2 separate regions of the Homo sapiens genome follow, and region 1 is linked to region 2. A link is a loop called in an ENCODE intact Hi-C map of the cell type or tissue named here. Cell type or tissue: B cell. All regions are shown on one strand. Links, peaks and the distances in the headings refer to the core of each region. The heading gives the core; the rest is flanking DNA. Region 1 has its middle 210 kb from the start of PPP1R3A. Region 2 overlaps DOCK4 (dedicator of cytokinesis 4).

What was found. Hi-C counts contacts between places; a loop is a spot of excess contacts. Peaks named below come from ENCODE experiments on the same cell type or tissue, not always from the same donor. Only the 100,000 strongest peaks of a DNase experiment are listed, where the experiment ranks them.
Region 1: a loop joins it to region 2, with 7 times the contacts of the local background. A loop is called at or near these places in 6 of 110 quality-filtered maps.

Annotation. Positions count from the first base shown.
Region 1 is chr7:113,702,222-113,718,830 of GRCh38, forward strand. No RefSeq gene overlaps it. Among named protein-coding and RNA genes, the nearest start is that of PPP1R3A, 210 kb to the right of the region's middle. In B cell, for the core only: CTCF peaks have their summits at 8,272 (motif pointing left) and 8,478; a DNase peak (open chromatin) is centred at 8,260.
Region 2 is chr7:111,737,149-111,753,757 of GRCh38, forward strand. It overlaps DOCK4 (dedicator of cytokinesis 4), which reads right to left. Exons shown (of 53, transcript NM_001363540.2): 43 at 10,119-10,295; 44 at 9,186-9,269; 45 at 4,865-4,984; 46 at 4,392-4,513; 47 at 3,946-4,066; 48 at 2,248-2,329; 49 at 1,986-2,095. Among named protein-coding and RNA genes, the nearest start is that of DOCK4-AS1, 63 kb to the right of the region's middle. RefSeq lists an enhancer at 5,731-6,372. In B cell, for the core only: CTCF peaks have their summits at 4,785 (motif pointing right) and 4,987; a DNase peak (open chromatin) is centred at 4,783.

The DNA of each region.
Region 1 (16,609 bases), core at 4,763-12,762, 2.0 Mb after region 2:
GAAGCTCCACATCCTAAATGGGATTGATATATAAATATTTAAGGAGTGAATTTATTTAATTAATCTTAAGCAATCCACATCTCTCCAATCTTTACATTTGGGGCAACCTTGACTTTTGATCTATGTCTTTTAAAAGCTTCTGATAGAACTAGATATTATCAGCATAGAGAGCAGTTGTACATCCATTACTAGTAGGAATTATCTATCCCTTAAGCTAATGATCTTTAGCATCTTTGTTAATAGCCCTGAATAGGGAGTATAACCCACTAATGCATTTTTGTAGATTATCTAAAGGTAGGAGTTTCAGTGTATACCAGTTTAAACCAGAAAACTGTTCTAATTGACCTTGAAAGGTTAAAAGAATAAACAGGAAAAAAAAGTTTAAAAATATGAACCTCTGAAAACTAATAAAAAAATGAGGATTATTCATATAAATATGAAATTGACAACAACAACTTGGAAAAGCATATACAGAATATTATCCATAGCTGTTTTAGAACAAGACAGAAGTTTAAGTATAATGCTCATTTTAAAACTGGTGCTAATTTAAATTGTATCTATATGATTGTTTTTAACTTAGGAAAGCAATTACGTTTTTTATATAATTGAGAAGTTAAATCTTTTATCGGTTGAAATTGACTTAATCTAATAAACCTCAGGTTATTTTTATTCCTGATTTTTTAATTCCTAGAAACCAAGCCAGGCAATGGATGGTCTCTTCAACAAACGGCACTGGGAAAACTAAATATCTACATGTAAAAGAATAAAGTTGGGTCTTTACCTTATACCACATACAAAAATTACTCAAAATGAATCAAAGACCTAAATGTTAAGAGTAAAGGCTACCAAACGCTTAGAAAAAAACATAGGAGGAAGCTTCATAACATTGGATTTAGCAGATTTCTTGAATATGATATCAAAAGCATAGGTAACAAAGGAAAAACTATATTATTTGGACTTGTCAAAATTAAAAACTATTGTGAATCAAAGGGCATTTTCAATGAGCAAAAATGCAACCCACAGAATAGGAAAAGATATTTGCAAATCTTACCTCTGATAAAAAATTAATATTCAGAATATATAAAGAACTACTACAACTCAAAATGAAGAAAACAACCTGATTTTAAAATGGCCAAAGAACTTGAATAGACATTTCTCCAAAAAGATAAACAAATGACCAGTAAGCCCAGGAAAGATGCCAAATATCACTAATCATTAGGGAAATGAAAATCAGAACCACAATGAGATAACACTTCACACCCACTAGAATGGTGATTAAAAACAAACAAACAACAACAACAACAAAAAAAACACCAAAACCAGAAAATATCAAGTATTGACAAGGATGTGCAGAAATTGAAACTCTTATGCACTGTTGGTTGGGATTTAAAATGGTGTAGCTTCTGTGGAAAACAGTATGGAGGTTTCTCAAAAAATTAAATATAGAATTAACACGTGATCCAGTAAATCTACTTTTGAGTTCACCTTCAAAATAATTGAAAGCAGAGACTCAAGAAGCAGATATTTGTGCCATGTTCATAGCAGCTTTATTCACAATAGGAAAAAAAGGCAGGAACAACCAAAATGTTCATCAACTGATGATTCAATAAACACAATGCAATATATTCCTACTGTGATGGTTAATTCTTTTTTTTTTAACCATCGACATAATCACTTTATTAGATTATATAGCAATTAAGGGCTTTTTCATAGTTACTAAAGAGCACTGTCAATTACATATAAAATATTTTAAGGGTTATGATATCACATAAAGATTTTATCAATTTTTTTGTTTTTATTTTTATTACTTTATTTTATTTTTATTTTTATTATACCTTAAGTTCTAGGGTACATGTGCACAACGTGCAGGTTTGTTACATATGTATGCATGTGCCGTGTTGGTTTGCTGCACCCATTAACTTGTCATTTACATTAGGTATTTCTCCTAATGCTATCCCTCACCCATCCCTCATCCCCCAAACCCACAAAAGGTCCCGGTGTGTGATGGTCCCTGCCCTGTGTCCAAGTGTTGTCATTGTTCAGTTTCCACCTATGAGTGAGAACATGCGGTGTTTGGTTTTCTGTCCTTGCAATAGTTTGCTCAGAATGATGGTTTCCAGCTTCATCCATGTCCCTACAAAGGACATGAAATCATCCTTTTTTATGGCTGCATAGTATTCCATGGTGTATATGTGCCACATTTTCTTAATCCAGTCTATCATTGATGGACATTTGGGTTGGTTCCAAGCCTTTGCTATTGTGAATAGTGCTGCAATAAACATACTTGTGCATGTCTTTATAGCAGCATGATTTATAATCCTTTGGGTATATACCCAGTAATGGGATGGCTGGGTCAAATGGTATTTCCAGTTCTAGATCCTTGAGGAATCACCACACTGTCTTCCACAATGGTTGAACTAGTTTACACTCCCACCATCAGTGTAAAAGCGTTCCTATTTCTCCACATCCTCTCCAGCACCTCTTTCCTGACTTTTTAATGATCGCCATTCTAACTGGTGTGAGATGATATCTCATTGTGGTTTTGATTTGCATTTCTCTGATGACCAGTGATGATGAGCATTTTTTTATGTGTCTGTTGGCTGCATAAATGTCTTCTTTTGAAAAGTGTCTGTTCATATCCTTTGCCCACTTGTTGATGGGGTTGTTTGATTTTTTCTTGTAAATTTGTTTAAGTTCTTTGTAGACCACTTTTGACGGGTGATGGTTAATTCTATGTGTCAACTTGGAGAATGTTTGGGGATGAAATTAACATTTAAATTGGTAAACTCTGAGTTGGCAGATTGCCTTCCATAATGGGGGTTTGTCTTATCCAACCAGCTGATGTCCTGAATAAAACAAAAAGAATGACCTTCTGGAGCAAGAGGCAGTTCTCCAGCAGACTACTTTCGGAGTTCATGCATACCATCAGCTCCCCTGTCTCTCCACCTGCTGGCCTTGGGGTGGAAACGACACCATTAGCTCTTGGGTTTCAAGCATGCTAGTCCACACTGCAGATTTTGGACTTTCCAGCCTCCATAATCATGTGAGCCAATTCCTTATAATAAATCTCTTAATATGGAAATTAGTTCTGTTTCTCTGGAGAACCCTAATACACCTACAATGGAATGTAACTCAACATTAAAAAGGAATGAAGCACTGATACATGATAAAATATGAATGAACCTCAAAGACTTTATGCTAACTGAAATAAGCCAGAAACAAAGGACAAATATTTTAAGATTCTATTTATGTGAGGTACTAGGAATAGTCAGATTTATAGAGACATAAAGTAGAATAGTGTTTTTAGTCTACAAAGGCTGGGGAGAGAGGGAAATTGCAAGTTATTACTTAATGTGTACAGAGTTTCAGTTTGGGATGATGAAAAAGTTCTGGTGATGAATGGTGGAATTGATTGCACAATAATGTGAATGTACTTAATGCTCTTGTACTGTACACTTCAAAAAATGTTTAAACTGGTATAGTCAATTTTATGTTATATATATTAAAAAGCAATCAATATTATATTTCATTGACTTGCAAATACATCTAAAGCCATTTGTATGGAATCACAGAATTTAGATTTGGAAGAGATCTTAGCAGCTCTATCACTGAATCGCTTGTTTTATACCTAAATACCTGTTCTTCTTTCCCAAATAAACTTAGTCTCTGCTAGAATAACACTAAGATGGAAGGTCCTCCCTTCCTGTGGGAACTTGTTCCTTCATTCAAAGGACTCTTTCAAATGGTCAGATGGTGCTTCCTCAAATCTAAGCCAAATCTACCTCCCCATATCTTCCCCTATGTTATATATATTTGCAGCCCCCAAGGCCAATCCCTGAGCAAGATCAATATAGCATCCAAGTGTACACCTTCTGGAATGAAAATAGCTATCGGATTCACAATGTCTTGTTTTCCTCAGTCTATAAATCCCTCATTATTTTTCAATTGTTTGTCATATGCCCAAGTTCTTACACAGGTCTTGCACTGCAGGCTCCTCATTTCCTCTCTGACCTCCTGCCTTCCTACCCTTCCATTCACCCACTCTGACCGAACCACACTGGCCCCCTTGTTCATCATGGAATACACTGGGCATGCTCCTGATTTTACCTTGGCCATGCCCTCTGACTAGAATACTCTTACCCCAGATATTTACACTGTTCCCACCCTTACCTTCTTGACTCTTTGCTCAAATGTCCCTTTTCAATGAATCCCATTTTGGCCTCCCTGTGGTAAATGATAATCTTCCCCTACTCACTCTGAATGCCCTGGCCTTCCTACTCTATCTGTTTCCATAGCTCTTATTGCTTACTAGCATCTATAGAATTATAGGGCAACTATATAATTAACTTATTTGAGTTAACCTATCACTGTATCCCATCATCAAATATAAGCTCACAAGGGCAGGGAATTTTGTCTATTTATCCACGGATGTGTCAAAGGTGCCTACATAGTGCCTGGCCATGATATACTTATTATCCATCATATTTTTACATATTTAATAAATATATGTGGGAAGAAAGAACAGCTATTTTTAGACTAGTTAAGAGTGTAGGCTTGGGGCATCCAGATGCCTACATTTAAATCCTGCCTCCATTACTTATGAGCTAGTGACATCGAGCAAATTATTTGAACTTTGATTTTCAATTTGCACTTCTCTAAAGTTTACATATTTTTAAAAGTATTATTATTTTTCTTTTCACAATGCTGGATATTTTTCTTTGGAATTCTTCCTGGTAGACAAGCTGCAGAGTATTGATCCACATATGCCAGTAATATGCCGCCCACCCCACACCCCACACAGTGATTTTACAGAATGCTTGTTCTGTGAGATACTACTAGATGTGGCACCCAGAGAAAGTCATGTGGTCAAACACAAATGCTGGAAGGAACCAAGTCAAATGACTTTTTGTTTTTTAACCCTGCAGGACTTCTCAAAACTTTTAATATGTTAATGTGCAATATAATCATCCTCAAGGTGGAGAATATAACACACAGTGTTTTCTAAAAATAATCTTAGAAATCTATTTTTCTGCTCATGGAGCATATCAGAGGAGTAGTGCCCTGAGAAATGTACTTTGGAAACTTCCTTCACCACCACCAAGGATAATCATGGGCAGGAGAGACATGGAAAGCTATGGCTGAGCACCATCAGCTTTTCTGCTCATCCAGTCTTTGCTCGTTTCCCAATTCTAATGTGATATGTGTCAAAATCTTTGTTCTTGTTCCATTTAAATTTAGCTGTAAAAATTCTCAAGATCTCAGTTGCTATGGCTAGTGTCCTATACTTTACTTTCAGAGTTTCTTTATACTAACTTTCTTTCTGTTCTGTGTGCTCTGATTGCCCAGGATTTCACACATTTATAATACTGCAATGTTCAGTCTTGCTGGCATGAATCTTATTTCAAACATCAGTCAGCTGCTGCATTTACCTTTGGTGACTCATGACATTCTCTTTCTCATCCCCTTCCCTGCCTCCCTGCATTCATTCTAACACTGGCACCCTAATCACAAAGCACCCCATCACCTCTGGACCACTCAGTGGGCACCTGAAGTGTAAACCTCTGAGGTCTTTTCAGTCACCTCTAGAGAAGGGAAGGAGTGAAGTTACAGCCTGCATAGTCTGTAAGAAAAGTCAGAACAGGCCAGGCACGGTGCCTCATGCTTACAATCCCAGCACTTTGGGAGGCTGAGGCAGGCAGATCACTTGCAGTCAGGAGTTCAAGACCAGCCTGGCCAACATGGTGAAATCATGTCTCTACTAAAACACAAAAATTAGCTGGGCATGGTGGTGAGTGCCTGTAGTCCAGCTACTCGGGAGGCTGAGGCAGGAGGAGAATCACTTGAACCTAGGAGGCGGAGGTTGCTGCGAGCCGAGATCGCCCCGCTGCACTCCAGCCTGGGTGACGGAGGCAAGACTCCATCTCAAAAAAAAAAAAAAAAAAAAAAAAAAAAGTCAGACCTGCAACTGAGTAGGAGCCAAAGAGAATAGGCTGTGGCTACACAATGCTCCCAAAGGCTCTAATCAAGGAAGCCTAAGAGGGCAGGAAGAAGCTGATGTCCACCAACTGCACTCTGCAGATATGCAGCTGGGATACACGGCAGGTACAGGAAACTGAAGTGTCTGAACATGGCCAGGCTGGTACTAGCAAAGGAAATTGTTCTAGTGTTCATAAGCTTTAGTATTTAAAATGAGTTAAATGTCAATGACTTTTAATTTTATATAACTTCTGACCATTGTCTACAATAAGATACTTGTATTAATATGAATCAAACGCTGAAAGACTCATTTTGCTGCAATATTGCATTCATTAATATAGATTTTAACTATCTCTTCTCTGAAATCATTGTCATTGTGTTTTCTGCTCATTGAACATCCCCATCCTTATATCATATCCCCAGGGTTGCCAGAGTTAGCAAATAAAAATACAGGATACCCAGTTAAATTTAAATTTCTGATAACCAATGAATAGACTTTAGTTGCAAGGGACATATTTAATTATATAAATTACCTTGAATTTAAGATAAGTAAAACATAATTTTTAGTATAAAAGTATGTCCCACGCAACTAAAGTATATTCTTGATTTTATCTGGCAACTTTACACACCTCCCAATTTTGACTACTGACTTTATCTGGGACCTTCAAATAGCAAACTGTGGCCACAAAAGTGGACTTTCTCAAACCCCAGTAAGCCTATCTCCTTTGGAACCCCCTATCTCCCACTAATCCAGACCATCAGCATCTATGTCTTAAGGTATGCCAGCCAGTACACTTTTGATAGTGTTTGCACTTGGAAACAAATACTATACTCTACTTGAGATGTGACCTGAGCCAAACATAATAGGACTAACACCTTCCTCATTGCAGACACTATTTCTGTTAAGGGGCCTAAAGGTAATGTCAGCCTATTGGTCAGCTTCATCACACAGGTAGCTAACATTGATGTTCACCTAATTAATATTCTTAAGTCTTTTTTCATACGTTCAGCTGAATGATATTTTATCCTAGTTTTCTTCTCAAAACTTACTTAATTCTGGCTTTAAATGTCTTAACTCTATTTCAAAAGCCCATAGCAACAATTTTTACTTGTCCTTTTTTTTAAAGTAGTTATTTAATCACAGGTTTAATAGGTATATACAAGATCAAACCTGTTGGAATGAATATATGATAGAGGAGTTGGATCAAATTTGTATAATCATGATAATCCATTTGGGAAGTGTATTTGTACTTTTAATTTCTGAACTTCTAAGAGAATACGTGAATAGCCCCATTGGCATTGCTAGTTATCCCCTTCATTATTTCGAATCAGGCTTTTTTGAGATTGTTTTGTCAGAATTTCATGTTATCTCTGAATTTTTTTCTCAGAATTTCAAAAATGTAATTCTTTAATGTATATGTCAATCTGTGCCCATGTTTTAGGTACTTTACACATTATCTCTTTGGATTCTCACATAACCATGGGAGGCAAGTTACACTTTTTCTAATTCACAGGTGAAGGAACAGAGGTTCAATGAAATGAAGTGACTTGTCCAGGTCAAGACATGCAGCAAAAGTCAAAGTGCTAGAAATGGAAGAGGCAAAGACAGACATTTGCAGACTAGATGATTGGATGAAATCCTAGCATCTGAAACAGCAGTGGGGGCACACCTCTGGAGAAAAAGGAAAGCCCTGGGGCCTTCCAAGGGACCACAAGGACAAAATGTTGATCTCACAGCAGCAGCTGCCTAACTGCCCAATGAACTCATCTTCAGGCAGACTTTGAATAGGTCTTTGCCTCTAGGAGATAAAATAGAAGATTATACAGGCCAAGTACGAATGAGACTAACCTGGGATGTGGTTGCCAAATATCTGGAATACGTAAAACACAAAAGAGTTTTTATAAAACAGTAAATAAAACAAATTTTAAAAGGAAATATAAATTTCTTCCGATGTCTGAGAAAGTTTAATTTGTTTATATGCTGTCTCAAATGGTATTATAGAATTGTAGCATTGGAAAAGGATCTTAGAAATCACTATATTGGCATCATTGTTAATAGTTTATCTCTAAGTAGATAATAATTAATTTTAATTCATGACAGAGTCTACCCCCCATTATCAACAATTACCTTTCTATCTATACAGTGTCTCTCTCTCTCTCTCTCTATCCATCTTCCATTATCCACAATTACCTTTCTATCTATCTATTTATTCAGTAATTTTCCTTCTTAAGGCTACTTGACAGGTCTGCGACGTTTGCTCTTTGCAAAAAGGCAACATGCCATCTAGTGGTCATAAACTGAATTGCAACCAGGAGTCCCTCAGAAAGCATGCACTTACTTAAGGTGAATGGAACTTGTAGGATTTGCATAATAGCTTACTGGGTCAACTAGGCACTAATCCAAATGTCTCAGACACATAGAATATCTGTCATTTAGTCAAAATCCTCTATGTGGCCTTTTCCTTTTTATTTTTTAGTTACGCCTTTTTTTAAATCAGTTTGGTTTTCCAAACCAGAGGGTAAGCCCTGGGCTGACAAAGTATCCAAATGCATCACGCTGTCCTAGAATAACTATCTACCCAAGTACTAATATTAAAATATTTAGTAACAGAATGACATTCCCTAAGATACTGTCCAGACAGCTTCCTGAGAATCTGTCATAGTCTCCAGAAGTTGGTGGCTTGATAAGTTCTGTTAGTAGTTCTCTTCCAGTGAATATAAATTTAGTTACTTAAGATGACTCAAGGGGCTAGTCATAAGGTGATTATCATCTGCCTTAAAGTTGACTTTATTTGAAATTAACATAGCAACACTAGTTTCCTTTTCTTTAGTATTTTTCAGTGTATGTTTCATCATCACTTTACTTTCAGCCTTTCTGTGTTTTAATGCTTAGATGCTGTCAGGAAACAAAGCTAGAACAAAAATAAATTTAATCTTAAAATCTATATTTTATTAATTCGGTTACATTTTTGTGATTATTAGCATGTATTTGGACATCTGTCATCTTTTTTTTACGATTTTACATCCTTTCTTGCTTAACTTTCTGCTTGTTTTGTAATTTCCCTTTTATTCTTCTACTAGCTTAGAAATTATGTATTTTATTTTCATTTTCTTTAGCAGTTGTCCTTTTATTTTTAACATCCATTCTTGACATAACAAAGTAGAACATTCAATAATATCTCTGTCCTTTCAAAAACATTAGAACAATTTATTTTTTAACATACTCCCCTCTTTAAGGGTAGCTGTCCAGTATTTTAGATACTACTTGCTTTGGAAGTCCTCAAAACCAGATACTTTTTGCAATCAAAGCTTACTGAGTTTTATTAAAATGTTTAAAATTTCTTTAGGGAAAATCACTTTGTGCATCATCATTTTTTTTCATCAGAATCCTCTTTTGTAGATACTTAAATGTATCAGTTAATTTTTCTTTCAGTAAAATCCACAAACTGAAAAGCTCTCAGATATTGTCTGAAAAATATGCCTTTATTTTGCCTTTATTCTTCATCAATCATTTAGCTGGGTATAAAAGTCCATTTGTTCAATCATTTCTCCTGAGTCCTTTGAAAGTATTTTTCCACTACCTGTGGTAGCTCTTGATGGTAAAAAACAGTTTTTATTCTGCTTACCTTTCCTTAGTAGATGATGTGTCTTTTCTTTTGAAACCTTTAAATGTTTTCTTTTTATTTTTATGTTCTGCAGTTTCATAATAACCCACTCATTGTGGAATTAATTGCATTTTCTTGCTCTGAATTTGTGTGCCACTTAAATCAAAAATTTTATTTTTTTCCCTTACATTTGGACAGACTTTCAGGCAATATTTCTGTAAATATTGCTTCACTGCTAGTCTCTACCTCTCCTTCTGGAACACCTTCCAAATAAACATGAGACTTTCTCACTCTATCTTTGGCATCTCTTAATATGCACTCATTGTGATGGTTAATTTTATGTGACAACTTGGCTATGCTAAAGTGCCCAGTTGTATTGGTCAACAACAAGTTTAGATTTTGAAGTATTTTTTAAAGATATGATTAGTATTTAAATCAGTAGACTTTGAATAAAGCAGATTATCTTTCACAATATCATGGGCCTCACTTAATCAGTTAAAGGCCTTAAGAGAAGAGATTAAGATCTTCAGAGAGGGAAGAAATTCTGCCTCTAGACTACCTTCCAACTTAAGACTGCAACATGACTCTTCCCTGGGTCTCTAGCCTGCTGGCCTGCCCAGAAGATTTGAGACTGTCAGCTTCCACAATAGCATAAGCCAATTCCTTAAAATAAATCTGTTTCCTTCCCTCTTCTCTCTGTATCTTTCTGTCTCTCCCTCACATGTTTGGACTTATTTCTATCACTTTGTTTTGTTTACTATTTTCCCTCCTTTCTTTGCTTAATTATCTGCATATCTATCTATCTATCTGCATATACACACACAGAGGCATATTTATAGATATATCTATATCTATATAGCTAGATATAGATAGAGGCATAAATCTATCTGTATCTATATATACTATATATCTATATATATACTATATATCTATATATCTATATATACTATATATCTATATATCTATATATATACTATATATCTATATATCTATACTATATATCTATATATATACTATATATCTATATATCTATACTATATATCTATATATATACTATATATCTATATATCTATACTATATATCTATATATATATATATACTATATCTATCTATCGAGAGAGAGAGAGAGAGAGATCATATTGCTTCTGTTTCTCTGGAGGATCCTGGCTAATAAAATCATATTTTCAATTCCATCTCTCTATGCTGCCTTTGACATATACTGAGTGATTTCTTCATCTTCAACATCTTGCTTACTAATACCATTTCAGCAGTTCCTAATCTGTTTAACTCTTCCATTAAATTATTTTTTTCTTTAATTAACATTTACATTTTGTTTGGTCTTTTTTTCTAGTTTCCCTGTGTGTGACCATAGCATTCTATCATACATTAACATTTTCATTCCTGCTTATCTGTCTTTAAAAATTATTTTGAAAAGCTTATTTTATAATATTTTAGATTGTCTATCATATCCATATTTGGCTAAATGTCTACCATGGTAGTTTGATTCTTCATGGGAGTCAGGTTATTTTTCTGTGGAAGATTTGTTATTCTTAAGTTGTAAAAATGTCTGTTCCAGACTGGCTTCTCCTGAAGCCTTGGAAGTTTCTATGATTCTCGTCCTTGAGCCTTCCTTGAGAACTGGCTCGCTGTACTGTCTTCATCTCTCACCATGCCTCATCTGGATCAGCCACTATCCAGATCATCTTCATTCGAGTGAGATTTTATAGAGCATTTCTTATTTGATATCACTTATCTGGGTTTGTAATTATATATTTATTAGTATGGTTATTAGACAAAAATCTATCACTTCCTCATCCTCAATAGACCCTTAATTCCACAAGTAGAGAAAATATTTATATTTTTATTTACCCACTTGACATAGTGCCAGACATATAGTAGTCATTAAATTAAATATCAATTCATTGAATGAATGAGCAGTAAGCACATTCTTTTCTGCTAATTACCAGAGTTCTTCCTGAATACATTTCATTCAGATACTGAATGGATCAAACTTTTTGAAACTATTATTTTTTGTCCTATCCCTGCTATTGTTGGTGCTTCTATGGCTGAAACATTCAAATGCCTGAAAGAGCCATATACTCATATATTACTAATTAAGGAATTTCTGAGTTTTTGAACTTTTGAATTTAGAGTCATGTAAAATCACCAAAAGCTATCTTCTATATGTCCACAAAACATACAAGTATCTCCAATAGAACTGCAAATTCTCCCGCACATGAGGAAGTGTTTGATCAGGGCAAATATCAAGAAGTGATCACAAACAAGAATGAGATTCCTAACTCACGGTTTCAGAAAGATCAATCATTATCTAAGGTTGGAAGCCTGCAGCATAGTACCGTCTTAATGCTCAGGTGGGATGTTTGATTCCAAAAAGCTTTTGAGTTTTAGAAAGGAAGTGTGATAAGGGTTTAGCTTAAAGCAGATTGTTACCATTTTTTATTATATAACATTACAGTAATGTTATATACAGGGAGCTCTCACTTCCTGTATGCTTCTTCTGGAATACCTCCTGAAGGATCTGCCTCAGGCTGTTCTACACTTAACTTTTTGTACTCCAAGAAGGAGTACACTCTAAAATAATGATTAAAAAGTGTAATACAGTAAATACATAAATCAGTAGCATAGTTGTTTATTATCATTATCAAGTATTATATACTATACACAATTGTATGTGCTAGACTTTATCAACTGGCAGCACCAGCATCACCACACACCCGTGAGTAACACATTGTCCTATGATGTTTGGACATCTATAAAGTCACTGGGCAATAGGATATTTGCAGCTCCATTGCAAACTTATGGAACCTCTGTGGACTATGCAGTTTGTCATTGGCTGAAACGTTGTTCTGCAGCACATGACTCTGTGTGTGTGTGTGTGTGTGTGTTTCTGTGTGAATGTGTGTGTGTAATTCTGCTGGCCTTCATACTTATAGTCAAACTAGTTTTAAATAGCAGTATCCTTTTAGACTGCTTGGGGATCCCATCTGATTAACTGATGTCATTGCTGAATCGGTGGTTAAATAACTCAGTTGTTAACTATTTTAATTTGTATATATGTGCATGTACATGAGGTAAGATGAAAAGATAAATGGGTGGCAAAGCCACCTGTTGCATGGATGTATTTGGTTCAGTCAAACCATACGTAGCTTCACATAAGTAGTTTCTAAGCAATGAATGAATTTTAAAAAATATTCAGACCTTGACATTAAAAATAACCAGGTCTATAGACCTCTGTTATATTGTCTCCCTTAAAATAATGTTGAATTAATTTTAATTTTCTAACTGGCATGACTCATAGCTTAAATGTTTTAATTTATCATAAGGACAAAGCAAAAGTTTTAATCAGAAATATAATTTAATTATTGCAAATGTAATGGTTGGTCAATTACTAGTGGCCATTTTTTCTTTTTTTTTTTATTTTAGCCTCATAAATAGTCATCTGGCATTAAATATTTGTGATCTAGGCCAGTAACCTTTTTCAGTCTCGCAGGACCTTTTTTAATTAAACTATGTCTTTGTCCCATGTCTGTAATCCTCTCACTGACATTTTATATACAAGACACCTTGCTGAAAAAAGGTCAAGCAGTACAGTTATAAATGGAAAAGAGATTAAAAGAATTCTCAAGCCATGGTGTGATCTAAGAGCAAGTTAAATATGGAGCAGGTCTTAGTAGACATGCTCAGTAGACAAGGAGGAATCCTCTGGGTAGATTTTAATGATTGGGGCAGGAAAGCAAATGAAAATTATTTTCATGGCAAAAATAAAAAAAAGCACATTTTTCATAGGCCACAATAATTACTGTAAAAGCCCACCATAAGGTTTTAGTAGCCATAAAATGTTCAGGAAAACAATTGCAAAATACATTCACAGTGTTTGTATAATTCTTGCCTACAAAGACATTTTTGTTGCTCCAGTAAACCTGGCAAATGTCAGTCTAGTGTTAAGGTTAATTAACCCTAGAAGTAAAAAAAAAAAAAAAAAAAAGAGAAAGAAAGAAAAGTTGAAACATATATGTATCAATGAAGAATAAGAACAAAATTCAAAAACTGAGTAAAGAAGTGGGAGTAAGCAAATGCCACATTACTGAAAATTCTATTTTTACCTATATGTTGAATAGTAGTTATCGTGTTTGAAAGGTAAATACATTTACAGAAGTGAGTTACATTATTATCACCGGAACATTAAGCAGAAATTGAAAACGGATTTTCCCCCCTTAATATTCTCCAGCTGGCATGTTATGACTAAAACTTGCTGAATCCATGCCACACTGTGATGCATTTAATGGTGTACATGGGTACAACTAAACAATACATTACTTGTAGTGTCTGAAATAACCCAGCAAAGCATGGTACTCAAGTGCTGAAATACCACTGTCTGCTTCTCAAAGGTTGCTTAGTTATACCAAAGAGGCCAACCTTCTCTGAAAAGCCTTAACTGCTAATTTCTTTCTGTCACTTTTATATAGTCCAGTCATAAACGTGTACTCTTTTGTTCCTATGCCATCAGAATGGTGTTATTTAGATGTTAATGCAAGAGGCAAAGCAGTTGACACGGGAGCTTTAATCATAGGACTTGATTAGTGCTTTCAAGGTTCTTAGTGTTTTGTTTATAAACAGTATATTTGGTTCAGTCAAACGTCTCTTAATTTCTAAAAAAAGAAAAGAGGACAAAAAATACAATAAACTGAAACTAGAGCTTTAACTCTGACTTAAGCTAAACCTCTGCGGGTGTTTCCCAGGCTTTGGGTTTCTGGGTGGAATCTTTGTCGGTGCTAAATGGAAAGGTTACTGTCTGCATCCTTCAGCTATTATAAGACTGCTGGCAGGGACTGAACTCTCAGGATCCAGCAGACCATTCCCTGTCCAAAGTAACTGGATGCTGTGTTTCAGAAATGTGATAGTTGACAGGCTGACATTATGACGCTTGTAACCCAGCCTGTGTCCCAAGCTTCAAATCAGCTATCAATTCAAACAATAAGAACAGTTTCTAGACATAAAAACCTGGAGGTTGTTTTGCTTGTACATTTGCTTAGTGGAAAAACATTTTATCTTAGTAATGTGGGTTATGTTTCTAAAAATCAGGCAACTTAAACCAGCTCATTGAATTCACTTGGTTATTTTCAGCATGTTCTACTGGAATTCAGCTTTTTTTTTTCTTTTCAGATGATTTGTTCCTCTGGATATAATTATAGACCTTAACCAGTTGAAAAGACAGAACAATTCAGTTAATAAAATAGTTGCTTTTTCTGAATGAAAACTTCCAACCAATTTTCTGAACTGACAGAAATGACTATTTTGCCATTGGTCATGTTGAGCTATTGGTATGCAAACTATGTTAACTTTTGTCTGAAATAAGTCAAAATGAACCTAGGCAGTCAAGACAAATTGAGTATTTGATAAATGATTTTTTTTCAGTTTACTTTCTTAATAGCTTCACCTGTAAAATAGTCAGAAACAACTTAGTAGGAGGTAAATTATGAAAAATAATCTATTGAATTATATATTCTGTGCAAAGCACTTCTTCTCAATGCCTCATTATTACTGTTGTTATCATTGTTGGCAGGTTGAAGCTCAGGAAACTAAGATTTGAGAGAGGTTATATAATTTGCCTAAGGTCATAAAAATAGTAAGTTGGTTTATGTCCAAACTCATGTTTTCCCACTTACAATACTCTCCTCCATTTCATAAACTGTCTGCACTGTCATCAAGAATAATAATATTAAAATATAAATTTATGATTTATGAACTTTCCCATTTACATCATTTTACCTAGCTATAATAGACAAGGCTTTTAGTTTTATTTCATCCATAGACCAATAAAGTAAACAGTTGAGAATATCAAATATTGGCATATGTTAAAATTATATTCGAGGAGTTGTGTTTAAAAAGAAAAGCATGTATATTGTATTCTAATGCATGGGCTTATATATAGGAAATAGAATTTAAAAGTATAAATTTAGAATGTCTATGTAATGAGTTATCATTGAGAGTATTTCCTTCTGCTTCATAAAAAATGTAATTTTCCACAACTCTGAAGATATTCAGCAAAATATATTCACTACCAGAAAAAGAACAAAATGTTTGTGATGTGGTAAATACACCAGGAGTTTGCTAGATGGTGCTGCAACATATATTTGTAAAACTCTACTAAATGTGTCTGAATAGGAAATTTTCTTGCAATTAGAAATATTCAGACCTATATTTATATTTAAAGTTGTCTATGATATCAGATTCACTGTTAGATTTCAATCTTCATTTTTATTTAATTTACCCTATATTTAACAAATTCGTTTTTGTTATTATAGGCTATTTTAACATATCCTGGGCACAATAAGCCACTGCAGAATAGCAAAGTTCAATTTCTTATATTATGTTTCTTGCAATAAAGATTTTTTCCAGCTATACTAGTAGCACCTGAGCATAATGCAAAATAAAATGATTTAATTTTAAATGTACTAATAATTCAGTATAAACTAAAACTACTTTAGAGTCCTTACTAATCTGAATTATAAAGCTATCTCTTATTTATGGCATTTGAAAATCTTAAATACATGTGTGTTAATTAAATAGATTTAAAGCAACATAAAAAGAAGTGTTTCACTGTTTTAAAAACTTTAATTTTAAAATATCAACAATATCAGAACTATGGCTCTTAACCTTAATTGTGCATTTGTGCCGGCCAACCTACATGCTAGACAATCTTCTGCATAATTAAGTTTCAGTACTGGAGAAGTAGTGGCTACTTATAAAAAAAAGAATGCATTAATACCCTTATTTCAAAAGGCTTCAGAGAGACTGTGTCTTTCTTGCTCTTCCGTCTTCTATCTTTGAGGATACAGCAACAAGTCGCCATCTTGGAAGCAGGGAAACTGTGCCCTCCCCAGACATGAAAAGCTGATCCAGGACTTATAGCTTTCAGAACTGTGAGAAATATATTTCTATTGATTATAAATTACACAGTCTGTGGTATTTTGTTATAACATCAAAAGTGGACTAAAACACCTATG
Region 2 (16,609 bases), core at 1,346-9,345:
AAAGGGGGTGGGAAGAGCCTTAGGTTTTGAGAAAGAAAAGAGTGTTGGAAAAGTTTGTATTATATTTTAAATATAAATGGTAAATGTTCATAATAAAATGTAAAAAATAAATAGTAAATAGCAGTTGTGCTATGAAGTTCTTTTTTTTTCTTTTCTTTTTAGAGATGGAATCTCACTATATTGCCCAGGCTGGTCTTGAATGCCTGGGCTCAAGCAGTCCTTCCAACCTTGGCCAATCCCAAAGCGCTGGGATTACAGGCATGAGCCACCACACCTGGCCTGTGTGGAGTTCTTTGTAAATACAAATGCTACAGTGGTGATATAAAACAGAAATAAGAATTAAAGGAGAAATATTAGTTCAAAAAATCACTAGTGAGTGAAATTTAACCCCTGCATGTTAAAAATCATTTATTAGGTAAAAAATATATGAAATAATTGATAGTCTACAATTTTTAACTTATAAAAATGCCAGTTTTACATGGTTTTACCTAATATATTAAATAGAAGGTACCAAGTCCTTAAAAGTAGATGTACTACGGCAGTGCACACTATTGAAATTTAGCAACATATATACTGCTTCCAATTTTACTAAAACCAGAAAACTTGGGAGGCTAATCAGAGAAGGCTTTCAGAGTTGCCCATGCTGACAAGAAGTTCTCCTGGAGCAGAACAAACTGAGAAATTCCCTTGCAGCATCATCAAGTGACAAAGGGAAATAGCTAGTCCAGCCAAATGCACTCAGATATAATTTCTGCAAGACATCAGCGTTGTGCAGAGGCGGTACCCTGGGACTTTCGGGAGGATCACACAATCAGCAAAGACAAACCAATGAAGCCAAATCCCACTCTCTCTCATCCACTTCCGGATGTGGCTACAGACTTCTGCCAGGATGGTGTAGAAAAACAGAAATTAGCTGGAGTAGAAATAACTATTTTTCTCTGCTCCTAAACTATTCCCAAATCTTTAAAACTCAGGGCTACCCATGAATCTTCAACTTTGAAACCACCCTTCAAGGCTCCTGAAGTGCCCAAGGGCTGAGCCCAAGCCTCTGCTCTCAGAAAAACAGGGATCACTTCAAAACCAAGTTCAGGCAGGGGGTGAGGGCCAAGCTCCCTTACTCGCATGAGCAGTTGACAGGGAAAGGCTGAGGACTGAACCGCTCTTTTCTCATGCATTCAAGAATGGCAAAGGCAAACAAATTGCTCCTATACTCATGGGTACCCAGATAGGAATCGATTGCAGCTCTTTTAAATAGGTCTAGGCAAAGGCAAAGACTGCTGGGCAGGAGAATGCTTCTCTTCAAGGGTATTTTCCTAGTTTAAGAGGTTCCCCCAGACTTCTGTTACATACACAGGGCATGCAAACACAGGCACTTTATTCACCCAACTACTTTGCATAATGTTTAAGAAGCAGCAATGAAATAGATCAAGGAGGGTAAACTTCCCATTTCCCTTTTAGCATCACTGCCAAGCAACTACCATGTGTCCCTATCAGAAATATGGCTCAGGGCCGGGAGTGGTGGCTCATGCCTGTAATCCCAGCACTTTGGGAGGCCAAGGCAGGTGGATCACCTGAGGTCAGGAGTTCGAGACCAGCCTGGCCAACATGGCAAAACCCCATTTCTATTATAAATACAAAAATTAGCCATGTGTGGTGGTGGGCACCTATAATCCCAACTACTCGGGAGGCTGAGACAGGAGAATTGCTTGAACCCAGGAGGTGGAGGTTGCAGTGAGCCAGGATTGTGCCACTGCACTCTAGCCTGGGTGACAGCGAGATCCTGTCTCAAAGAAAAAAAAAAAAAGATGGCTCAGGCAGAAATTTCTAACCATGGGCAGAAAACAGAGGTGCAATCTTCACCAGCTGGATTGGTCTGACACTGCCCAGCTGCTTGCTTTTGGCAGCTACCGCGTGTTTCTGCAGAGATAGGTAAGCAATTCCAGAATTGTCCTTGTTTTCTAGTTTCTCTACCCTACAAGGAGTACCTGCGAAGGCTCCACAGGTGTTGGATAGATGGCACTGCATGGTCTCTCTCTTGGTGACAGGCAAGAGTTTTCTCGGGAATGTTTGTGTTTGTCAGACAACAAAGGAGAAGCTGGGAAGAGAAGGAGAGAGAGGATCATCAGCATGGTAGTGGTGCTGCACCTGTTTGGAGGCGAGAGCCTGAACGTGTGGCAGCTGGCCACAGTTCCCAGGACTAGAAGGTTCTCTGGGCACCCTCAGTCTTCCCCACACTCTGGCACTGACCTCTGGCACTCGATGGAGCAGAACTTGTCACATTAGGTGAAGCCGAGTGAGTAGAACTCAAGCTTGAGGTAGATGGACTTGGCTGGAAACACACAGGGAGCTATTATCATACCCTGATTAAAGGCTTCCCACGACACTGACGTATTTGAAACAAAATCATCAACTTTTTTTCAAATTAGCAACAAAAAGTCCGTTTAACAATATAGAAAATCTTAATAACTTAGATTGACAAAGAAGTCTGCATGAATTAATGAAAAGTCTGAGATTTTGACTCCTGCCAAAGGAATGCCTTCGTGTTAGATTCAGCTATACACTGTGACTTCGTACCAGTTAGCAGTGCATTCCTTCATTGAGGTATAAGTAGAATGACTTCCAGCCTAGGGCCCAAAAACAGGCGAGTGCGTCTAAAAGGCATAAAATATGCCTTCTTGTTATCTGTACAAGTATGTTCAAAGCATGAATTTGGAAATAAGTGTTATGTCTCCTTTCCAAAGATAGTGGTGAGGAAAATTTCAGCTTAGTCTTACTGAACTATCATAAATGCCATATTAGTAGTGTTTAAATAAAATGTTTGCTTGCAGGAGTTATACTGGCTCTAAAATCCCTAAAAACTACATTTTTCTTGTATAAAAAAAATACCTTTGGAAACTTTCTGATATGTACATAAGTAAAGATAATTTTAAAACAGACCCTCAAATCATGTCTTTTTTTCTTTTTTCTTTGAGACACAGTCTCGCTTTGTTGCCCAGGCTGGAGTGCAGTGACATGCTCTCGGCTCACTGCAACCTCCTCCTCCCAGGTTCAAGCGATTCTCCTGCCTCAGCCTCCCGAGTAGCTGGGATTACAGGCATGCGCCACCATGCCCGGCTAATTTTTGTATTTTTGATAGAGACGGGGTTTCACCATGCTGGCCAGGATGGTCTCGAACTCCAGATCTCAAGGTGATTCGCTCACCTCGGCCTCCCAAAGTGTTGGGATTACAGGCATGAGCCACTGCACCTAGCCAAATCATGTCTTCTTAAAGAAAAAAAAAGCCATTTTGGAATGCTAAGAGGGGCCGGGCGCAGTAGCTCATGCCTGTAATCCCAGCACTTTGGGAGGCCAAATTGGGCAGATCACTTGAGGTCAGGAGTTCGAGACCAACCTGGCCAACATAGTGAAACCCCGTCTCTACTAAAAATACAAAAATTAGTCGGGCGTGGTGGTACACACCTGTAATCCCAGCTACTCACGAGGCTGAGGCACGAAAACTGCCTGAGCCCGGGAGGCGGAGGTTGCAGTGAGCCAAGATCGCACCACTGCACTCCAGACTGGGAGACAGAGTGAGACTCGCTAAAAAAAAAAAAAAAAAAAAAAAAAAAAAAAGGCAAGCTAAGAGGCAGCTAGTGAGTGGCAACACACTCTGAGAGTCCTGGACTGCAGAAGGAACTTGGGGCAGGTCTCAGAGCTGAACCTTGTGCAGCGTGCCTAGGCTTTTCCATCGCTTGCTGATGTCGTCTTAAAGCGATGGGGCAGTTTTAAGAGAAACGTCTTTGTAGACTCTAGAGACCCATAAAGCAAGAAGAGTGTTTAAAGGTTTGTCCTTAAGCCAAGTTCTTGCTTGTTGGTCTGTTCATCAGCACAGCAGAATGAACAGAAACACTCATGATTGAGACAGAAAAGGAATAAACACAACCAGACAAAAAGCTAATTAAGTACCTGCATGTTAAAGACTTCATCAGAGCTTTCTGATTGCCCTGTAATATTGCTTACTTCAGCAGAAGCTTGTGAGGACAGTGAGGAGGAAGAATATCGGTTGACAGCTGGGTAACTTAACGGGCTGTTTCAGGGGGAAAAAAAAGGTCATTAACTCAGTCTCCAAATTGTACTTTATCATGTGCTAGAATGCTATGAAACCAAAGGGGGGAAAATACATTCCGTTTTGTTTTCTCCTGTTTGCCTCAATATAATCAAATGTTTGAGTTTATTTATTTCTCATGCTGTTGCTGTTTTACTGGTGGCAGAGGTCTGCAGCTGCCTCGCGGGTTAGTTATTTCATTAAGAAATAGCGTATTTGACAAATTGTGCCATAAAGAATGAGAGAACCATTCCAGATCAGCTTGCGGGTGAGGCCAAATTGTAAGATAATTTGGAATATGACTTACCTGCGTCTAGGAATTACCCTGGTACCATCTGGGCTCACAGAAGCAGGTGCTGAGTTTCTACACACACGAGGGCTTCCATTAGGAAAATGGACAGGACTGGCTTGCATACAAGCAGAGAACTCCTAAAGATGTAGTAAAGGAAATATCTCATTACAGTAATGATTTGGGCAAAATAACTTATGAGACAGGTTAGCATACTAGGCACACATCCTAATTGCCATCAAGTCTTCACATAGGGAGCTATTAAAGCAAGTTCCAGTATTATTTGGCTTTCCCTCACTTACATTTGTGTTTTCCCAAAAGGAAAGCCTCGCAAATAGCAGACAAGGCAATTGTATTTGAGGGCTCCCTGGTAAAACAGTGCAGTTTGGTAGAAAAACCACAAGATGTCACTATTGGATACATCATCATCCCTTTAACAAGCAAACGGCAGTGATCAGGCTGCCCCGCCATGGACACCTAAGTATACATACCTGTATCCCTAAGCTCGACTTCATCACAAAGAATTGGTCAACCAGCTTTTTGTGAAGGGGTCTCATATCTTGAGGTACAAACTTCTCATGCACGGCCAAACCAAATTCCAGAATCTGTGCCTTAATTCACAACATAAGGAAAAAACCTCACATCAATGACTACCTCTCACTAAGTGCCTGCTATGGGCCGAGCACTTTACTACGCATTTCGCTTGCATTATTGCTAATCCTCTGCCTCTGACAAGGTAGGAACAGCTGTCACTTTACAGGTGAAGAAAAACTGAGGATCTGAAAAATCCTGCATGGATAAAAGACAAATGGGGATTAGAACTTGGTTCTGATTTCAGACTTAATTTTCCTACTCCCCCAGGCTTCTTTCCCATGTATTTTAGATCTATAATTATAATGCCTCGTAACAGTTATGTGTCCTTTTGGCCCCTTCCTTCTCTCCCCAGGGTGGAGAAGGAATAGGGGCATGTGCTGCTCACTGTTAAGAGGGCCGGCAATTCTCCCTTAAAGATCTCTTCTTTGCATGGCACCCTCTCCCCCCACATTTCCCTCTCCCACTAGGTTCCTCTGTGCTCATCCATCCCTCCCACAGACTTTCAGAATCTGCCAGGGAGGATGGAAAAAACAAAACAAAAAGGAATTCTATGACAGTTTCCATGCTTCTTGTTTTTGTTTAAAAAGATTATTCCTGGCCAGGCGCGGTGGCTCACGCCTGTAATCCCAGCACTTTGGGAGGCCAAGGCGGGTTGATCACAAGGTCAGGAGTTCAAGACCAGCCTGGACAACACAGTGAAACGCTGTCTCTACTAAAAATACAAAAATTAGCCAGGTGTGGTGGCACGTGCCTGTAGTTCCAACTACTCGAGTGGCTGAGGCAGGAGGATTGCTTGAATCCGGGAGGTGGAGGTTGTAGTGAGCCAAGATCATGCCACTGCATTTCAGCCTAGGTGACAGAGCTAGACTCTGTCTCCAAAAAGAAAAAAAAAAGAAAAAAGAAAAAAATCCCAAAAAACATTATTCATATTCACTTATAATTCAACGAGAGAGCAGGTCCTACTTAAAAAACTTTCCTGCAGTGAGGATCCGAAGAGATGAAGGTAAACATTCAACCTTCCTTTGTGCAACCATCAACAGTGTGTGATTCCTTTGATTCGAGCAGCAGCTGTCTTTTGTATTTTAAAAATGCCCCCCATGCTAACATGGTCAAAAGGACAAATTCCATAGACTGGGAGGAAAACGAATCCTATATCACCACAAGGTTTTGTTGTTATTGTTGCTATTTTTAATCTTTGCAGCTCGTGAAGATTTTAGGTTGAAAGCTCAGGTCAAACAGGACTGACCCTGGCGGGTTGGGGCATCCAGCACCTTCCCTAAGGGACGGGGCTCTGGATGCTGCCCACTGCCAGCATATTTGCATAACAAATATCAAGGATGCCTTTGAAAGGCACACTTGGAGTGCAGTGTGTATGAGGCATAAAGGGAGAGGCTACATCTGTGATGAGGACATGGAAGGGATGTAGGAGGTGGATCTAAACGCAGAGGCCCCCAGTCTTCTCCATTTTAAACACTAGCGTTGGGTGACTTCCCTTTTGTTCACAGAATGTTGCAAGTTGGGTTCTCTGGGAAGTAGACTCCAGCATGGATTTCATAATGTTTATCAGGGTGTACCTTGGGATTGATGCCTGTCAGGGGGAGGGACAGAAGCCGGACTTGACAAGAAAAGAAGTTGAGCTGCACAGCAGTCCTGTCAGCTACTGCCAAACCCAAGGGACCTCTGGAATGTTCTTAAAAATTTATCTGTATTTTAATCTTTTTAGAGACAGAGTCTCACTCTGCTGCCCAGGAAGGAATGCAGTGGTGTGATCATAGCTCACTGCAACCTCGAACTCCTGGGCTAAGGTGATCCTCCCACCTCAGCCTCCCAAGTAGCTGGGCCTACAGGCATGCACCACCACACCCAGCTAGTTTTTAGGTTTTTGTAGAGATGGGGTCTTGCTATGTTGCCCAGGCTAGTCTTGAACTCCTGGTGTCAGATGATACTCCTACCTCAACCTCTGGACCTTTAATGGTCTGTCAAAGTTGTCCTGTGTTGGTCCCAAATGGCCAGGCTTTCTATTGCTTCCTCAGTATGGGATGTGCACCACTGAGAAGGTAGCAACCTTGGGCCAAGTGGCTCTCTGCAGTGGAGGCAATCCCTGAAGGGCCTGACAGCTGGAGATGTCTGTTGAGAGCCACATTTCCTGCAGCTGAGGCAGAGTAAGTCTGTCCTGGAAGGAGCACTGGGGTGGTGCATGTCTCTGTCCTCTAGAGAGTTTATCTGAACTACTTTGCAGAGGTCCAGAGAAGGATGGTGCCCTCTCCAGTCCACCTCCCCACAGAGATGATGAGACTTGGCCAAGGGCACATTGACAGTCACGTGCACTGCTTGTCTTATAACAGAGATCTCACATTTTCTAGGCCATGGCTCTTTCCACAAGGTTTCAGGAACATAAGCAGGACGTAGAAGAAATAAAGGTTCCCTGGTTTTATTTTTCTTGGCAGTCTTCTTGACCCTGAGCTACCATTTAATTCTGGGGAAATAATTCAGTCAGGCTGAATCCAGCAGATACAGTCCTGGGGTGGAGTGAACCATTCATAAGAGGTAAAACACAGATCTTTAAAAATCAATGAAGGTTAAAGTCATTGCATAATCCTAAGTAATGGATGACCTCAACTGCTCACTTCTAGTATCTACAAACACCCAGAGTCACATTGAGAACTTGACTTATTCTTTATTTCCTTACAGATCAGCTTCAAGTAATTCTTCTCTCTCTTCTGTGGCCACCTCTCTCCCTGTAGTATTAGGTTTTGTGGACTAAGCCTACAGAGCATAAAAGATGGATGAAAACCAGACACGACCTCATTTTCTAATCCAAAGAGCATGCTTTACTTATTAATTTGGCATTATTGGGTAGAAAGAAATGCCTTTGTCATGTTTCATCACACATATTCCACTTTTCACAGGAAGCAAATGTCTTTATTTCCTGTTTAACACAGGCTTCCAACCATGTCTCCTACCTCAGAGGTTTTCAAACCATTTCAGGCTATCAATAGGGACACAGTAGGCAACAGATTACTCATTCCAGTTCTTTGTACTTGATGGTTCCAAATAAATAAACCACGCTTCTCTGGGGGTAGAAAATGATGAGTTGTATGTAGTTTTGTCCATATCATGTAACCTATAGGTTTACTTTGCAAAATATGACACTGCTTTAAAGCAAGATCTACTGATTGCCCACTTCCTTATTACAATGCTTAAGTAAAAATTTCATTCATGCCTCATATTTGGAGTTGGCCTGAACTTTTCTGAGCACAGAATTTTGAGTGAAAAGTTGGCATCGGCCAGGCGCGGTGGCTCACGCCTGTAATCCCAGCACTTTGGGAGGCTGAGGCGGGTGGATCACAAGGTCAGGAGATCGAGACCATCCTGGCTAACACAGTGAAACCCCGTCTCTACTAAAAATGCAAAAAAAATTAGCCAGGTGTGGTGGCGGGCACTTGTGGTCCCAGCTACTTGGGAGGCTGAGGCAGGAGAATGGCGTGAACCCAGGAGGCGGAGCTTGCAGTGAGCAGAGATCATGCCACTGCACTCCAGCCTGGGTGACAGAGGGAGACTCCGTCTTAAAAAAAAAAAAAAAAAAAAAAAAAAAGTTGGCATCAAGCCTACAGCAAGTCTCTAGGAAGAGAACATTCAAAGAATGTTTTAAGAGACCACATGAAGTTGTTTGTTTCACAGGTTGAACATCCCTAATACAAAAACTGAAAATCAGAAATCCTCCAAAATTTGAAGCCTTTTGAATGCCAACATCCCACAAGTGGAAAATTCCACACCCAACCTCACGTGATGGGTTGCAGTCGAAACTTCATGCACAAAATTATTAAAATATTATATAAAATGACCTTCAGGCTATGTGTATAAGATATATATGAAATAATAAATTTTGTTATTTGACTTGGGTCCCTCCCCCAAGATATCTCTTATGTATATGCAAATATTTCAAAATCTGAAACACTTATGGTCCCAAGTATTTTGGATAAAGGATACTCAACCTGTAACTGGCTGCCATAGTCTACTCATTGTTAAATTAATTTTTGCATCGGAGTGGGAAGAAGAAGTAGAAATTAGCAAGCTGGGATATATTACAGGAATCTGTCACCCTTGCTTGCCAGCTTCTGTTAGACCACTGATGCAGGAAACCATGCAGAGGGGGCTCTAGGTAAGCAAGCACATATCCAGGCAAAATAGAAGGGGGTTGGCTTCTGCTTCCCTTACCTGCTCAAGCATCAGCTCTCTTAATCGTGCAATTTTCTCCCCATCTTCAGGGTGACTTAAGATATATTCTTTGACAAAGAATGCCTAGTAAGGGAAAGGAGAATCAGTCTACTTTAGTGGAGTACAAGGCAAGTCAAAGACAAGTTGTTTTTAAAGACCTGGCATCTTTATGGAAATGACACCATTACAAACCACATTTTGGGACAGATGGGCTGATTACTAGTGTAGGTGGTTGGTCAGAATGGGAACATAAGGAAAGAATTGTTAAAGGAAGATCAGTGATTGTACAATAAGTACCCTTGCTAAAATAAAGAACAAGCCCAAATCAGTAAGCTATATGGCTTGTATCCTAAAACAAACTGCCTTAAGATTCAGTGTGACCTAGATGGTGGCCTTACCTTCCAGGGTATTATATCTTTCTGTTTAAGAGAGCAGATGAAAGGTCCACTTAAAGTATCATCTAAGCAAGATCGGTCTTATCTTTTTTTTTTTTTTTTTTTTTTTTTTTAAATAAGAGATAAGATCTTCCTATGTTGCTCAAGCTGGTCTCAAACCAAAGTGCTGGGATTACAGGTGTGAGCCACTGAGCCCAGCCCAGATCAGACTTTTCTATGCCCATGAACTTCTTTGCTTAGAGAAATTATTTTAGACGGATATTTATTAAACAGTCCTAATGTCCTTTCTACTTTTATTCATGCAAGAATGAACACACACACACACATTTTTATTATCCAAATATAACATGTTGGGAAAATGGAGTTACTGGGCAATTACAAATGACTGTATGTTTGCTCTATTTAACAAAGGACTCTGTGTCAATCGCAGCCCTATGTTTGCGTGCTGATATGGGTACATAGTCTGAAAAAAGATTCATGAAACCCTAAGAAGTCACAATTGAAAACTTTCTCTGAAACAACAATACCTAATCCTTACCTCTTGATACCTGGAAACGCCACCATTAACTGCAGCATCTATAACTCCATTCAGGCACATAGTCAGGGGATTAATATTCTGCATCTGTCTTGTCTGACACTGACTAATCAGAGTCTTCAGCTGCTGATTCTTATTTTCTAGCACTTCAATTGCATTTTCCAGAGGACTCATTTCTACCTGAGAAGCAAATGAACATAAATATATATTGAATTTGTGACATTCAAGAAGAAAGACAAAGTAGTTTATCCATGTTCTGAATTATCTGTGCTCCCCCTTGGCTTCCATCAATATCTCTACCAGGGGCCATTCCGTAGAATAGACAAGGATGTGGAAGTCAAGTGGGATGTTCATTAGCAAGGTTTGGAAAGGGCAGGTAATTATACTTATTCATTGAAATGTGGTTTGGATAATCATCAATTCTACATTAGCACTGCAACAACCAATTTAATCCTTAAAATAATATCCAAGCATCTCATGTCTTTTAAAACTAGTTTTTTTTTTCTTTTGAAGGGTTAAATATTCAGAGACCCTGAATATTATCCCCTTTCTCATGCTTATTTGATACAAAGCACCATGGGAGATATAAAGATGCATTTATGGATCCTCTGATGTCAAGGAGCTTTCAGCCCAGTTGGGAAGATGGGACATATGCCACATGAACCTCATATATATATATAACAGCACCATAAGGTGGCACAGGATGGCACACAGTTGGGAATTATAGAAAACAAGATAATATATACTGCAGGATCTATTTGTTGGAGAGCCAAATAGAATCATAATGACTTAAAAATTCCAGGCTGTATGGAGGACCTAATTGTGAAAATGATAAAAGTGCTCTTCAAATGTATGTCATTGGGACTGCTATTGCCTTGAAGAGAAGGTCTGCCAAGCTCTCAGCAATCAAGTAATTCAGGACTACAATTAGCATATTTAAATATTGGTTCATTCAGGCAAGGAAACAAATTAGAGTTTTTAAAGGTCACTTGGATCATCTTAAACCAACACTGAAAAATCCTAGAATATGAAGACTGAACATTCATCAAAGACAAAGAGAAGGGAAGATAAGCAAGAACATAGAAGATTTTGTAACATGTGTAACCATCAAAAAGCACGTGTTCAGGGTATATAAGGATTCTTAAAAACCAGGAAGAAAAAGGCAAACGACCCAATAAAAAATGAGCAAATGAATTAAACAACCACTTACAAAGGAATACATTCAAATGGCCAGTAAACAAATAATGAAAAGGTGTTGGGCCTCATTTGTGATCAAAGATGTGAAAAATACTGCTACAATAACATACTACTAAACACCCACTGAAATGGTAAAAATGACAACAGCAGATGAGAGTGAGACTGTGAGCAACGGACTCTCAATTACTGCTACTGGAAGTTCAAGTTGGTTCATTCACTTTGGAAAAACAGTTGAAGATATATATACATGTGTGTGTGTGTGTATATCGATTCAGAAATTCTAGGCATATAAGGAAAAGTGGGGTAGGAGGTTTGTGCACGTGTACCAGGAAACATGTACAAAAATGTTCATAATCTCCAAAATCCGTATGTCCATTGACAAGAGAATAAACATATTGTGATATGTTCATGGAATGGAATAGTATACAGCAATGAAACAAACTTCAATCACATGCAATAACATGGAAAAATATTACACACAACACTGAGTCAAATATGTCTCAATAGAACACAAGTAGTATGTTATATAACGTTCAAAACCAGGTAAAACCAAATCGACTTGTTTAGAGAGGCAAATAGGTGATACACTAAGCAAGGGAATGGATACCATAGAAGTCAGGATAGTGACTACTTTTATGGTGAAGATGGAGCTATAATTGAGAAGAGGTGCACAGGAGGCCTGCAGGATACTGCTGGCAATGTTCTGTTTCTTTACCTGAATGGTGGAAAACGGGTATTTACTTTCAGATTATTTGTAACACTAAACCTTTGTTTTATGTACACAAAACCTAAACCATAAAGGAAAAGTCTGAGAGCTCTGAGTAACTGAAAGTTAAAAAGTAAGCAAAACATCTTAGAACATAGAATGGTGGTTCCCAGGGTCTAGGGGAAAGGGGAGAGGAGAACTTCTGTTCAGTGAATATCGAGTTTGAGTTTTCCAAGATGAAAAACTTCTAGACATCTGTTGCACAACAATGTATATATAGTTAACACTACCATACTGCACACATAAAAATGGTTACAATAGTAGGTTTTATGTGCTTTTGGCTATAAGAAAAAAGCAATCTTCATCTTTATAAATTCAAATGCTATTAAAAATCAAATTTTCTAAAAGTAAATAAAACAAGACATAATAAACACAGGCAAAATACAAACGACTTGGAAAATATTTCCAACATGAAGGATAGATAAAATGTTAATATTTGCCAAATACTGAAGAAAAGGGGCAAAGGATATGATTGGTATAGAGTTCATCAATATATGAAAACATATCTTCACTTAGCATTCAAAAAATGCTGAAACAAAACATCCAACCCCAGTATAATTTTGGTCTATTATTTGGAAAGATTAAAATATACAACACTTAGTGTTGGAGAAGATGCTGGGGAAATAAGTATTCCTAAGACTAGTTATCCCCTCTAGACAGGGTGTAAACGATATATCCCATTGCTGAGCCATGAATCAGTGGTTACAGTGGGGATACTTTTGATTAATTCACTTCTAGGGAAATATAAGGGGACGGTCAAAGAAGTGTGCAAAGATATGTGATAGAGTGTTCACCAAGAATTACTTTCCTCTATCCTTCAGATTACAATCTCTAAATATTGTTCACCACTAAAATGAATAAGGAGTCATTGGAGAAATAGCTGCTTTCAGGTCTGGGGCAGGAGATGTTCAAGTGATCCTAGACCACCTCGTCTTACCAGGAAGGATGGTAAAGGTAAGGATGGGAGGAAAACATGAAAGTATCTGGCCTGTGATCCATTCATTTTCTTTACTGGGGAATGTCCTTAAGGGACAGAAAAGACAGGTGACTATGTCTTATCTCTTTGTCAATTGAACCTTCAAGTAAACAGACTAAAAGTAATTGCTAGGAGGAAGAGATGTTATCTACAGAATGCCCTAAAGTCCCCAGTCAAAGGATTTCTTTAAGTAAATAAATAAACCAGAATCCATGAGGCATGATTACAGAATGTCCCTGAGAAGCTTTACAACTAACTCTCTGGAGTAGAAAATGGAATGTTTCATAATCGACACTTCATAATTTAAACGTGCTTCTGAATGAGGAACCCTGTGAACCTCAGGGACTCCACCTATAATTCTGAATTATTACTGATGTGGGGAAGAAGGACCTAGCAGACGATGTGTAATGTCTCAGAAATCTCGCTGCTTTATCTGAGCATCCTGCCTGCCTTGAAATTACTAGTAAAGCTTGATGCTGGGAGGGGTCGCTGAGTCCTGCATCGAACTTGACAATCAGATCCTGTGTGTTAGCTCAGTAACAAACACTACTTGGATACTGTGAAAACAGACTCAGGAGCCATTTTGAAGATGCTCCCAACAGGCAAAGATGGAACATTTTTAAATTTAATAACTGCCATGGATTAAAACAAAACAAATATACTTATATCCATGAGTTACTAATGATCCAAAAACCAACCAAACAAAAACCCCTCCAGTCGCTTTTGTAGAATACAGCATTATCTTTCCTGTACCTCAGGGTAATCAAATATTTAGTGAGAGGACATTTCTCTTTACAGAGTATTCCAATGAGTAAATAAACATGAAATAAAATATCACCATTTTGCAACCCATAAAAGATTAATGGATCTGGTCAATGATCACCAGTGGCTGCCAACATCACACACACACACGACAACCAGTAGCACATAACACCAAGTATGAAGTAGTCTTGTGAAAATAAAAGCAAACATTTTATCAAGTCTCTAGTTCTAACTACCAATTTACAAGGAATACAGGTGACAGAGAAACATGTTATATGACTTCACTGGGATGCAGTCTGCAGAATCCACACATACGGAAACATTTCAGGATAAACAGTCTTTAGTTTCTTCAATAAAAAAATAAGGAAAGTGATGCAAGGGGAAACTTACAGATTGAAAGAGACTTAGAAGACATTTCAATCAATTGCAATGCATGGCCCTTATTTAAATCTGGATTCGAATAATAGAGTAAAAATATTTTTTTTTTTTCTGTTTTGAGACAGTCTCACTTGTTCTGTTGCCCAGGCTGGAGTGCAGTGGTGCAATCTTGGCTCACTGCAACCTCCACCTTCTGGGTTCAAGCAATTCTCCTGCTTCAGCCTCCTGAGAAGCTGGGATTACAGGCGTGATCCACCATGCCCAGCTACTTTTTGTATTTTTTGTAGCGACAGGGTTTTGCCATATTGGCCAGGCTGGTCTTGAACTCCTGACCTCAAGTGATCTGCCTGCCCTGGCCTCCCAAAGTGTTGGGATTACAGGTATGAGCCGCCATGCCTGGCCTAAAAATATATAATTTTTTTTTTTTAAAAAAGAGGGTTGAGACTGTCACCGAGGCTAGAGTACAGTGGTATGATCATAGTTCACTGTAACCTCAAACTCCTGGGCTCCAGTGATCTTCTGGCCTCAACTTCTGGAGTAGGAGGTTGCTAGGACTGCAGACATATGCCACCATGCTGACTAATTTTTTAAATTTTCTGTTTAGACGGTGTCTTACTACATTGCCCAGGCTGGTCTAAAATGCAGAATAAAAGACTTGGTAAAGTGTGGAATGAACACTGTACATTTTATGATCAAGTAATTATTGTTAATTTTTAATGTGACAATATTTCAGGTTTTTAAAAATAAATATGAATACTAAAATATTTGTAGATGAAGTGATATGACATCTGAGATTTACTTCAAAAATAGTCCAGTTGAGAGGGAGCAGGTAGACATGTAGATGAAACAAAATTGGCTTGATGGCTGTTGAAGCAATGATGGGTAAGTCAGGCTCATTATATCATTATACATTTTCTCTATTTTTGTATGCTATAACTTAAGTTTAAAAAGGTCACTGGCTGCCATGTACAGAGGAGACTACAGGGATAAGGGGGAAAGCAAATCTTTTAGGAGGCTACTGCAGTAATCAGGCACTAGGTGGCGCTATCGGTGGGGGCGCTGAGGAGTGGTTAGATTCTGGGTATACAGTATTTAGAAAGAGGCACATTGTTTTCTGATGGGCAGGATGTGGTATGAAAATATTCTCGTAATCTTTAGTTGGATTTTTAAAAAATCATTTATGGATTCTAAACTATAAATGTTTGTCTTGATTAAAAATTTTTTAATCAGCTTAGGTTTTTTTTTTTTTTTTTTTTTTTTTGAGACAGAGGTTTGCTCTTGTTGCCCAGGCTGGAGTGCAGTGGTGTGATCTCAGCTCACTGCAACCTCTGCCTCCCCGGTTCAAGCGATTCTCCTGCCTCAGCCTCCCAAGTAGCTGGGACTACAGGTGCGTGCCACCATGCCCGGCTACTTTTTTGTATTTTTAGTACAGACGGGGTTTCACCATGTTGGTTAGGCTGGTCTTGAATTCCTGACCTCAGGTGATACACCTGTCTCAGCCTCCCGAAGTGCTGGGATTACAGGTGAGCCATGGCACCCAGCTGAAATGAGCTAATTTTTTAATCAGGACAAAAACACTTTTTTTGGGTTTTGAAAATAATAAACTACAGAGGAAACAATAGTTCAAAGGCATTGATATCTTAACAAAAGTTGATAAGCTATTGGGGGGGGGGTCTGTGATTTAGAAAATAAAGGTCCCCAATTTCATCTGAAACCTTTGGTGCCACATGTTTCAGAATGAAGAACTTTTCAGATTTTAGAAAGGCAGTATAGGGCCATATATGGTATATTATGTAACCCCTAGCAGGATCTAGGGCAGGTTCCTTTAATCAAATGCATTACATTAATAAGGCTGGGCATGGTGGTTTATGCCTGTAATCCCAGCACTTTGGGAGACAAAGGCTAGAGGACTGTTTCAGCCCAGGAGCTCAAGACTAGCCTGAGCAACATCGTGACACCTCATCTCTACAACAAATCAGAAAATTAGCCAGTTGTGATGGCACATGCTTGTGGTCCCAGCTACTTGGGAGGCTGAGGTGGGAGGATCACTTGAGCCCGGGAGGTCAAGGCTGCAGTGAGCCATGATCATATCACTGCACTCCAGCCTGGGTGACAGAGCAAGACCCAGTCTCAAAAACAAAAAGGAAATATAATATTTCTACAGTGAAACACATGAACATTCACACTAAGTGAAATAAAGTTAATAAATGGACTTGCATTAGAAAAGGTTGGGTGTATTATTAGCAAATGAGCTTTGGAGCCGAACAAATGAAAACATCTCTTGGTTTTCAGATGCTGACATCTGCAGATGAGGAATTTCAATTCAACGTGATGTATTTGTATTGAGCACCTACTACCTGTCCCTGTTCTTGAAGACCTTCTACACTAGGAGTTAAACCAGGAAACCAATAGCTT